Linked DNA regions of Homo sapiens: region 1 is linked to region 2. A link is a loop called in an ENCODE intact Hi-C map of the cell type or tissue named here. Cell type or tissue: K562. All regions are shown on one strand. Each heading gives the region's core, and the rest is flanking DNA. Links, peaks and the distances in the headings are about the cores only.

Evidence for each region. A loop is a pair of places that touch in the nucleus more often than their neighbours do. Peaks named below come from ENCODE experiments on the same cell type or tissue, not always from the same donor. Only the 100,000 strongest peaks of a DNase experiment are listed, where the experiment ranks them.
Region 1: it touches region 2 in a loop (5-fold over the local background); 1 of 110 quality-filtered maps calls a loop at or near these places.

Annotation. Positions count from the first base shown.
Region 1 is chr19:21,461,933-21,467,306 of GRCh38, reverse strand. It overlaps LOC105372321 (a long non-coding RNA gene), which reads left to right and starts at 3,403. Exons shown (of 4, transcript NR_187817.1): 1 at 3,403-3,563. RefSeq lists an enhancer at 3,188-4,086. In K562, for the core only: no CTCF peak of the experiment used is centred there; a DNase peak (open chromatin) is centred at 3,336; H3K4me3 peaks cover 1,911 bases.
Region 2 is chr19:21,601,089-21,606,462 of GRCh38, reverse strand. The region is part of intron 3 of LOC105372323 (a long non-coding RNA gene); the gene reads right to left. Among named protein-coding and RNA genes, the nearest start is that of ZNF429, 98 kb to the right of the region's middle. In K562, for the core only: no CTCF peak of the experiment used is centred there; DNase peaks (open chromatin) are centred at 2,422 and 3,056; H3K4me3 peaks cover 231 bases.

The sequences.
Region 1 (5,374 bases), core at 284-5,283, 140 kb after region 2:
GACAGGACAGGCAGCCTGAACACTACAAGGCCACATGGTGGTTACAGAGGATGACAGCTCCCACAGGTACTTGTCAGGCACTGTGGTAGCTTCTCACTCAGAGTCTCAGAACGCCTCCTCACCAATACCCTGTGAGGGGAGGTCCCGCCTCACTAGAGCACAGGAGTTTCCTGAACTCTCCCAAGGAAATGGTTAACAAAGGGTGGAACTAGGGGAAGCCCAGACAAAACAAGTGACTCCCCAGTGTCTCCCTAGACTCCATCCACTCCTCCACATGGGGCCCGGAGGGGAAGTGAACAGCCTCTTAACTCCCTCGATAGGGTTCCAGTCCTGCAGGCCTGGACTCTCCCATTTCCTGCTACCATAGAGGGTGACAATGAAACTCCAGACTCCTCATTTGCCATCCCTCATTTGCCAGGCCAGGTCCAAAGACGTTTGATGACACAGCCCAGAGGGTGCTCGAGGCCCACCTCAGCATAGTCACCGGTAATGTAGTGGGGAGGAGCAAGGAGGTGCTCAGGGCCTCAGTGATGAGCTCACAGCCCTCCTTTAGGAGGCCTGCAGAGCACACTCCCAGGGAGCAGTGCTCAGATGGGCAGACAGGCCAACCAGCACCGAGGACTCAGAACCCCTCCTTGCCCCACCTGCCGCCCGGCCACATGAGGCTCTGTCCCACTTTCAGGGCTTCTGCACAGGCCAGTCCCCACTGCTTCTGTGGCGAGATATCAGAGTTGAAGTGAATGTTGAAGTGAGTGCTGAAGGCCATGCAGCTGATGGAGCTTACTGCCTTGCACACACTGTAAATCACCTCCTGGCTCCAAGGGTCTGCTGTGGAAGAGACACAGCCTGATGGGATGTAGCCCCACTCCACCACCAGTGGGGCTTGGCTGTCCTGAGCTGCAGCCCGCAGCTCCTTGCAGAGATGTCTACCTGCTTCTCTCTGGAGCTGGGGCATGAGCCATCCCTGGCAAGGACCGGCTGCCAGGACAGGCTGGGAACTCTCCCCCAGCATCCTCAGGAGCCCCACCTGTGCTGGCATCTGCGCTGGTGATTTCCATAATAAGATTATGGAAGATTTTTAAAGCAACTTTCCCCCCTCATTTCTCTATCTTAATAACAGCACTGATAACTTCTAAGCCCCAGCAGGCTGAAAGTGTAAGACAAATGAGCTCCTGCCTAAGAAGGGCCATAATTGGGCAGTGTGTGCTCAGGAGGGCACCCCATGGTTGTTAGTGGAGGGTGGGAAGCTGGATGGCCCTGGCCACTCAGTCCAGTGGAAAGGAGGGCCCTCTCCTTCCAGGAAATCAAAGTCTCAAAGAGACCAGAATAAGTGCTTGACCAGCCTGCCAGGAAGCAGAAGGCTAGATGGCCTTGCAGGCAACCCCAGGCAGCCTTTAGGGTGCCTGATAGGGCTGAGCTCATTCCAGCTTTCCTTGCTTTCATTCCGTCTACAAGAAAACCTGCCTGCTGGCTGGGCATGGTGGCTCATGCCTGTAATCCCAGCACTTTGGGAGGCCGTGGCAGGTGGATCACAAGGTCAGGAGTTCAAGACCAGCCTGGCCAAGATGGTGAAACCCTTTCTCTACTAAAAATACAAAAATTGCCAGGCGCAGTGGCAGGTGCCTGTAATCCCAGCTACTCGGGAGGCTGAGGCAGGAGAATCACTTGAACCCGGGAAGCGGAGGTTGCAGTGAGCTGAGATCGCACCATTGCACTCCAGCCTGGGCAACAGAGCGAGAGTCCATCTAAAAAAAATAAATTAATTAAAAATTTAAAAAAGTTTTTATATCTTTGATATTTCGCTCATTATTTCTAAATCTCATTTAGTTGTCTATTTGTGTTTTATTTTTGTTCATTGAGCATTCTAAGATGATGATGATTATTATTTATTTATTTATTTTGAGATGGAAGTCTCGCTCTGTCGCCCAGGCTGGAGTGCGGTGGTGCGATCTGGGCTCACTGCAAGCTCCACCTCCCAGGTTCACGCCATTCTCCTGCCTCACCCTCCAAGTAGCTGGGACTACAGGCGCCTGCCACCACACCCGGCTAATTTTTTGTATTTTTTTTCAGTAGAGACGAGGTTTCACCATATTAGTCAGGATGGTCTCGATCTCCTGACCTCGTGATCTGCCCACCTTGGCCTCCCAAAGTGCTGGAATTACAGGCGTGAGCCACCACGCCCGGCCTATTATTTTGTATTTTTAGTAGAGACCAGGTTTCACCACATTGGCCAGGCTGGTCTCGAACTCCTGACCTTGTGATCCACCTGCCTCAGCCTCCCAAAGTGCTGGGATTACAGGCATGAGCCACCGTGCCCGGCCAAATATTTTGAATTCTTTATCAGATATGCAAAAACTTCATTTCTTAAGATTCAATTTCTGGATATTATTTTGCTCCTTCAAGTGGGACATATTTCCTGTCTTTTCTCTATGCCCTGTGATTTTTTTTTTTAAGTGATATCTGAGGATTTATACAACAGCCATCTAATCCAGCATTTAAAGACCGGCTTAGTAAAGGGGAGATACTGACAGTAATCAGCCAGGCTATGAATGCTGGGTGTTTCACATTCTCAGATACGTTTTCTCTGAAGTTGTGTGTGTGTTTAAGTTAAAGAGTTTTTTTTCTTTTTCTTTTTTTTTTTTTTTTTGAGAGAAGTCTCACTCTTGTCCCCCAGGCTTGAGTGCAATGGCTCGATCTCGGCTCACTGCAACCTCCGCCTCCCGGGTTCAAACGATTCTCCTGCTTCTGCCTCCCAAGTAGCTGGGATTAAGGCGCCTGCCACCACGCCTGGCTAATTTTTGTATTTTTAGTAGAGACGGGGTTTCACCATGTTGGCCAGGCTGGTGTCGAACTCCCGACCTCAGGTGATCTGCCCGCCTCGGTCTCCCAAAGTGCCGGAATTACAGGCGTGAGCCACCATGCCCCGCCTTTTTCTTATTTCTTTTTGAGATTCTATAAACTTTTTTTCTTCTTGGTGCCACCACTCCCGGCCCTGTTTTTCTTTTAAAATCCCAGGTTGCCTACTCAAAAGACTAAAGGCCAGAAAGCTTATGAAATGTTAAATTTTAAAATAATTGTTATTATAGTGTTTCCATTTGTGAACAACATATATGTGTGTATGAATAAAATTTATAAATGGACATAACCTTATACACAAGATTTAAAATAACCCCTGGGCACATGTGGGCCCAACCCAGAGATAGCCCTTCCTGAAATGACTGGAGCCAAGAGCCTGTCACGCTCGCGGTATTCAGTGCAAGGTCTGATCGCGTCTTCTGTCACTCAAGGCCTGAGGGCGCGGAGCCTGGAGCTCTATCCATTAAGGGCGCTGGGGTGGGAACTGTCCAATCAGGTTCACAGTCAGAGAGGAAGGGGTGGCTCCCGGTACCTGGCGGGGCCTTTGTCTCTTGCTCCAGCCAGAGCTCGAGGTTAGCTCTTCACTGCCCTGTGTCTTCTTTCCAAGGGTCTCGGTGATTCGGCCACAGCCTCAGCCTCCATCACGCGGTGAACTGATGGTGCTGGAAGATTCATAGACTCCAGGACATTCCTGAAGCCGAGAAAAGGTGAGTGTGCGGGGCAGGGCGTTTGGAGACGGGGGAGGCCTCTTTGGGACGCGCCAGAAATGGCGGTGGCGGGACGGTCTTGTGAGCCTGAGTGCCCCGCAGCTCAGCCCTCACTCTCCTCCGGTGCAGGGACCCCGGGGCGTCCTTTACCGTTTCAGCACAGCGGCTTTAGCCCCAGCCTGTAGCCCTCTTTGCGCAGCTCTGCGCCCGCAGCCCGTCATCTTCCCCAGGTTGTGAGGTCATCAGGGAAAGACTCCGACTGGTTGTGCGGGTCTCCTGCGTGGAAGGAGCTGCGGTCTGTGGGGTCCCCAGTTCCTACTTTACCCTGTTCAAAAATAAACTGAAGCACCATTAGAGAGTTAATATGGCCGGGCGCGGTGGTTCACGCCTGTAATCCCAACACTTTGGGAGGCCGAGGTGGGCGGATTACCTGAGGTCGGGAGTTCCTGACCGGCCTGACCAACATGGAGAAACCCGGTCTCTACTAAAAGTACAAAAAAAATTAGCCAGGCGTGGCATGCCTGTAATCTCAGCTCCTCGGGAGGCTGAGGCAGGAGAATCGCTTGAATACGGGAGGCGGAGGCTGCAATGAGCCAAGATCGCTCCACTGAGCTCCAGCCTGGGCGACAGAGCGAGACTCCGTCTCAAAAAAAAAAAAAAAAAAAAAAAAAAAAAAGACTTAGTATGCACAAACAGTGATTAATCAATGGGACAGTCCCCAGACATGGTTTGTGGGGGCTTTTGTTTTGTTTTGAGATGGGAGTTTCGCTGTTGTTGCGCAGGCTGGAGCGCAATGGCACGATCTAGGCTCACCGCAACCTCCGCCTCCCGAGTTCAAGCGATTCTCCTGCTTCAGCCTCCTACTTAGCTGGGATTGCAGGCATGCGCCACCACGCTCGGCTACTTTTGATTTTTAGTAGAGACGGGGGTTTCTCCATGTTGGTCAGGGTGGTCTCGAACTCCCAACCTCAGATGATCCGCCTGCCTGGGCCACCCAAAGTGTTGGGATTACAGGCGTGAGCCACTGCGCCCGACGTTTGTGGTTTTGGGGCTACCAGAGGGTCTTGAAGAAAAGGCTTCTATAAGGTGTGTGATGAAGCAAAGCAAATTAATCGATTGGGTACAGTTAGGTAGTCCATTTGCAGTGTCCAGGAGAAAATTCTTTCGTTATGTAATCAGATTAATTGGAGATTTGTGGTTGATTAAACCTGAATTTTGTTTTCTCTTAAGGTAGTAACTTACAAAAAATACATTTGAGCTAGATTTTATTGTTGTTGTTGTTGTTACATAGGAACCTAGACCACTAACGCCACTTCAGTCCAAATATTGCTATTTAATTATTTTGACTTTAATCAGACGCACTGGTGTCACCCTGTATTTTCCACATGTGTGGCAAGCAGGGTCTCAAATCCACTACTCTGTCCTGTTCAGCCTTGCCAGTAAAATCCTTGCCAGGCTTGCAGTAAAATCTTAAATTCCCAGTTTCTTTCCAACATTCCCCAAAGCCAACTTCTCCCCTTCAATTCACAACATTATCAACTATTTTTGTCCTTTATTGTACATTTCAGAAACAGTATTTTAATTAATCACTTTGTCACAGAGCACTGGATGACACTTTTAAAAATACTTGTTTTCTATTTGTAAATATTTTACATGAGAGAAAGGTAAAAAATAATCCCCTTACATTCCACTGTCAAAAATTTTCCCGCTTTTTCTCCTTTTATCTTCCACAGGCACAAATGCCTTGCCCAGACATCTTTGAATTGAGGTTTTCCTTTGGAAACTTTATTGGGCCATGTGTCCTCAACCAC
Region 2 (5,374 bases), core at 300-5,299:
CTCTACCCACATCAAAGGTGTTCCTTGCAAGACCACTGGACTGCCTGGCCCAGACCAGGAGATTCTTTTTGTCTCTGTTGCTCTTCATGGACTGGTTCATTAACCTTTTTTTCCCATTTCTTTTCTCTTGATGTTAAATGTTATTTTGTTTGTTGTAGATGTTTAACCCATAACATTTATATATTGATTAGGTGTACTATTATGTATAATTTGCAATATAGAGTGACTTGTGGAGTGGCTTCAAAAAAAAATAAATAAATAAAAGCCTTCTCCTGGTTGGCCTCCTAGAGGAGAGGCTCTTTCTTTCCTCCTCTTTGTGGCTTTGTATAATGGCTTAGCCATGAGCAAGAAATTTGGGATCTAAATGTGGCAGAACCTTGCTGCCCTTAGGAACTCTCTTATTTGACACCAGGTTGTTGGAGTAGGAAGTACACAAACAGCCTGCTTTTGTTTACTACTAAGCCATCTTTCCTCTTGGTTTATATAAAAGCTTAAATACTGGACACTTTTAGAGCAGATTTGAGCTGTTTTCTGATACTTTATATCCTGCCTTTCACAGCAGGTGCAGGGGGTCTTGGGTTTTTCCTGGGTGCAGTAGCCCTTGGCCGGTGGTTTTTTTTTTTCATACCATGGCCTTGACAATTCTCCTTATTCTTTTTATGTTTTTGAGATGGAGTCTTGCTCTGTCACCCAGGCTGGAGTGCAGTGGCGCGATAGCTCACTGCAAGCTCCGCCTCCAGGGTTCACGCCTTTCTTCTGCCTCAGCCTCCCGAGTAGCTGGGACTACAGGTGCCTGCCACCATGCCCGGCTTTTTTTTTTTTTTTTTTTTTTTTTTTTTGTATTTTTAGTAGAGACAGGGTTTCACCGTGTTAGCCAGGATGGTCTCGACCTCCTGACGTCGTGATCCACCTGCCTCGGCCTCCCAAAGTGCTGGGATTACAAGCGTCAGCCACCATGCCCGGCCCATTCTCCTTATTCTTTTGACGTGTATCCTTCTAGTGTCCTTTCCTTTTGCACCGTGCACATAAATCTCTCTCTAGCCTTGGCCAGCTTTCAAACTCCTGTCCGGACTAGCCTTTTCCGTGACTGTGTTCACGCCTGCGTCCATGCCTCTTTGCAAAGCCAGCTTCTCTTCCCACAAGGGCTGCTGCTAGTAAATTAGCCTTTCTTAAGCCTCTGATCAGCTTTCTTCTTTGCCTCCTGATCTCGTTAATGTACACCCTGGTAGCCACTTTAATAAGCTGAGTAGCATTCATGCCTACAGAGCTTCTAACTTCTGCAATTTATGCCTGATATCTCCTTGGGTCTGCCTTACAAATGCCGTATTCACCTTGCACTGATTTTCAGCAGCCTCAGGGTTAAATGGAGTGTGCAACCAAAATGCCTTACAAAGTCTTTCATAAAACTGGCTGGTGCTTTTATCTGCACCCTGGAGCACCTCTGAGATGTTTTATATTGGTTGCCTTTTTCTTTTACCATCCTTTAGCCTTTGCAGAAGTGCTTCTCGGCACTTTTGTGGGTGCTGAAGGTGGACTGCATCATCTGCATCCTGGTGGGGGTCCTCTTGTCCTTTTTAGAGGCAGAAGCATAACTTGGGCATGGCTCGACCTGAGATGGCCTGCCTGACTTTTCCAGCCTTTCGCTTTAACTTCCCAGAGCTCTGATTTCTCTTTCTCGGGTGAGACTGGGAGCCTGTATCTCTTTGAACTTAACTCCTTAGGGGCAGTTAGCCTTGGTAAAGGGGGGTAGATTGGAATGTAGGGAGGAGGGGTCTCTATTCCCTCCTGTGGTTCTTGCAAAACTGGTTTTCTTTTTCCTAAGACTTTTCTTTTGTCTCCATAGCTGCCAGGGTGGCTGATTTTTACTTTCACTTTTGGCTTTCACTTTTTGCTTTTGGTGCTATAAGCCTCTGTGACTTTCCCTTTAACTCTGTAGCTGCCAGTGCAGCTGGTTTCTCTTGGCATGAGCTGTGAGCGTTCTACAATAAACTGCTAAGCAGGGCTGCATTCATTTAGCCATGAGTCAATATAAAGACTAGGTCTGAATGTCCTGGCTGTCCTCTGATCCTAGTCACCACCTTAAAACACATGGCCAATTTCTCTATAGTGCCTTCGGCCAGCCATCCAACACTAAAACAGGGCTATTCTAATTCACAGTATGTCTTTAACTTTTGAACATCCAGTTTCATCCCATAATCACCTCTAAATCCTTTTTTAAAAAAATTCTTTATCGTGCACTCCAAAGGAGTTGGTTTCAATGCTTTCCCTCTCATTTCCTCCCTTGCAGTGCACTCTCACTCTCATTTTCACCCTCAGGTTCACCAGACTGGGTCCTATTACAGGAGTTTTGGATGCTGCTTAGCCAGGAATGTGCCTTCCCCTGTCACAGCCTGCTGCAGCTGCAAAGCTGATCCTATCAGCCGTATGCAACATCCTAGGTTTGATTTTGCCTACACTCGCCTCAGAGCACACAGCCTGCACTAAGGGATCTGTGCCTCCCCACATCAGTCCCCATGTTGGCCTCTCCTGAGACCATCTCTTTCACACACTTTCACACACCTCCCCTGCCCCAGGACTCCTCACTGGATGAAATGAACCTCTCTTGTGTCCTGGGTGAGCCTAGTTAGGCTCCCACATTCACACACATAAACCCATCACTCCTACCCCAGGACTCCTCATCGGATGAAATGAGCCTCTCTCATGTCCCAGGTAGGTTCACATGCACCCACACACCCCCAGTTCCTGTCTCCAGATTCTGTGAACCATTTTCACTTTGTTAGTGGGGACACGAGGTTCAATCAAATTGGCAGGCCACTCCTGCTGCCCCCAGCCACTCTGGGTTGGATTAATGGTCAGTCCCCTTCATCCCTATGGGACGGGCTTTCCTGCCTTGGGCCACTACTCCTTATCGTGGTTCCTGAAGTGCTGGTATTGTCCTGCATCTCTGTCCCCAGTTCTGTTGCACTGCTGGGCAGGGCACCAGGACATGGGGAGAGCTGGTCTCCATCCAGGTGAAACCCCCTCATGGTGCGTCTTGGATGCTGGGTCTCCCCCATCCCCGGGGCCCTAGACACACTGGCAAAGGAGACAGTAAATCTATCATCTCCAAACCCAGATAAGCCCCCAGAAATGTTGCAGGATATTTTAAAGAATCAGGGAGACCGAGGGGTTGAGGAGGATATTTATTATTTAGGTTCACTGGCCTAGTCGGATTACATCCAAAGGACTGAGCCCTGAACAAAGAGCTAAGTTATCTTTTAAGCATTTTGTGGGGTTGGGGGAGATCTGTGCAGGGGGAAGCATATTACAGAAGCGAGAAAGAAAGACAGTTATTCAATTAATTGAGACATGCATTACATCATTCTTACTTTTCAAGGAAAAACATGTTTTACGACTTGAGTTTATCTGTCTAGTGACCTTGCAGCTGCACAGCTAGAGAAACAGTGCCTGGGAAAGAAGAGATAAGGCTCACTAGCCACAGAAAAACAGGCAGTTAATTTTTAAAGGACTCCAGCTCTTTCTCTTTCTCAGGGAGAATTGGGTTTTCTTACATACAGCTGAGTTTCTGTTTACACATTCTTTAATTTATTTTAATTCCTATTCCAGTTTAAGACCAACCTGGCCAACATGGTGAAACCCCGCCTCTACTAAAAGTATGAAAATTAGCCAGGCATAGTGGTGCATGCCTGTAGTCCCGCTACTGGGAAGGCTGAGGCACAAGAATCGCTTGAACCCAGTATGCGGAGGTTGCAGTGAGCCGAGATTGCGCCACTGCACTCCAACCTGGGTGATAGAGTGAGACTCCATCTCAAAATAAATAAATGAAATTATTATTTTTTTAATTTACCCCTTGACTCTGCAATGTATTTAGGATTTTCCTCCAATGAAATAAAAATGCACAAGTGTGCAAGCAGTTAAAAAAAGGGTTTTTTTAAACCCCAATTTTTATTCTTTGTAGACACATTGGTGATCAGCCAATCAGAGGTTCATATTGAGGAGAAAAGGCAGAAATAATTCCTGCCCTTTGGATTCATCAGATTTGTGAAGAAATAAATTTTTTTCCAAAGGACTAAGAAGAACCCATTTTAGTAAGGCAATGCAAGAACCTGCAAAACAAAATGTACCTGAGGCCCACAGTGGAGTACAGTACAGTTTCTCCTGGGAAGGTGATCACTGAGTAATTGAATGGGTAGGATGGGAATGGGAGAATGTTTTGAGTGATACCATGGTCTGACTTGACAGTTGAGTCAGACATGTTTGTGTTCCAATCGGCACTGCCACTCCCTGAGTTTGTCACCTTGGAAAGATTATTTTACTTATTTCAACTTCAGTTTTTTAATTACCTTAAATTACATTTTATTAGTAGAACTTAAGACATTTTACAAGAGTCAAGTACCCAGAAAGGTGGATTTCAGTAAAATCTAGTCATATATTTATTTCATTAAAGATTCTTATCTATCTTTATTATCCCCAGAGTGAGTGTAGTAAGTTTCTTATGTGTGTTCTTTTTGGGGGGTGATTTCAAGTAAAATTCCAGGGCTTTTCTTTGAAAATGCTACCAGAAGGCTGAGTGCGGTGGCTCACACCTATAATCCTTGCACTTTGGGAGGCTGAGGCAGGCAGATCACCTGAGGTTGGGAGTTCGAGATCAGCCTGATCAACACGGAGAAACCTCATCTCTACTAAAAATACAAACTTCGCTGGCCATGGTGGCCCATGCCTGTAATCCCTGCTACTCGGGAGGCTGAAGCAGGAGAATTGCTTGAACCTGGGAGGCGGAGGTTGCGGTGAGCTGAGATCAAGCTATTGCACTCCAGCCTGGGCAACAAGAGTGAAACTCTGTCTCAAAAAAAAACAAAAAAAACAAAAAAAAAACAAAAAAAAAAAAACCAAAGCTACCAGGGAAATAAATAGGAAAAATCGCTCTTGCATTATGGCTACAGAAAGTGATATATTTCCACAGCAAATGTGATAGATTAACTGGTGAATTGCATATATTTTTCAAAACATCAGCTCCCATTTTTTGCAGGGTCTAGAATTTGTAACAGTGGACATCTGTGTTCTGTATCCTGTGGTCTGGATGTCCAAGTTTAATGCTAAATTTTATGAGATGAGACTTAGCACCTTCTAGAAATGTTCCCATATGGTTATTTATTAAATTATTTATCATGGAAATATTTAAATGACACGTTTATTTTCTGAAAGAAATAGATACTAAGTGCCTTACAATTTCCTTACAATATTCTATAAACACTGTGTTTGAGTGATTTTGCTCTTTTCTTCAAACATTGAGCATTTTCTTATTTAAAACTAAGTGAATAACCCTGACTGGGAAGTAGAAGCCTGAATTCAGTGACTCCCCAAGCTAACAATA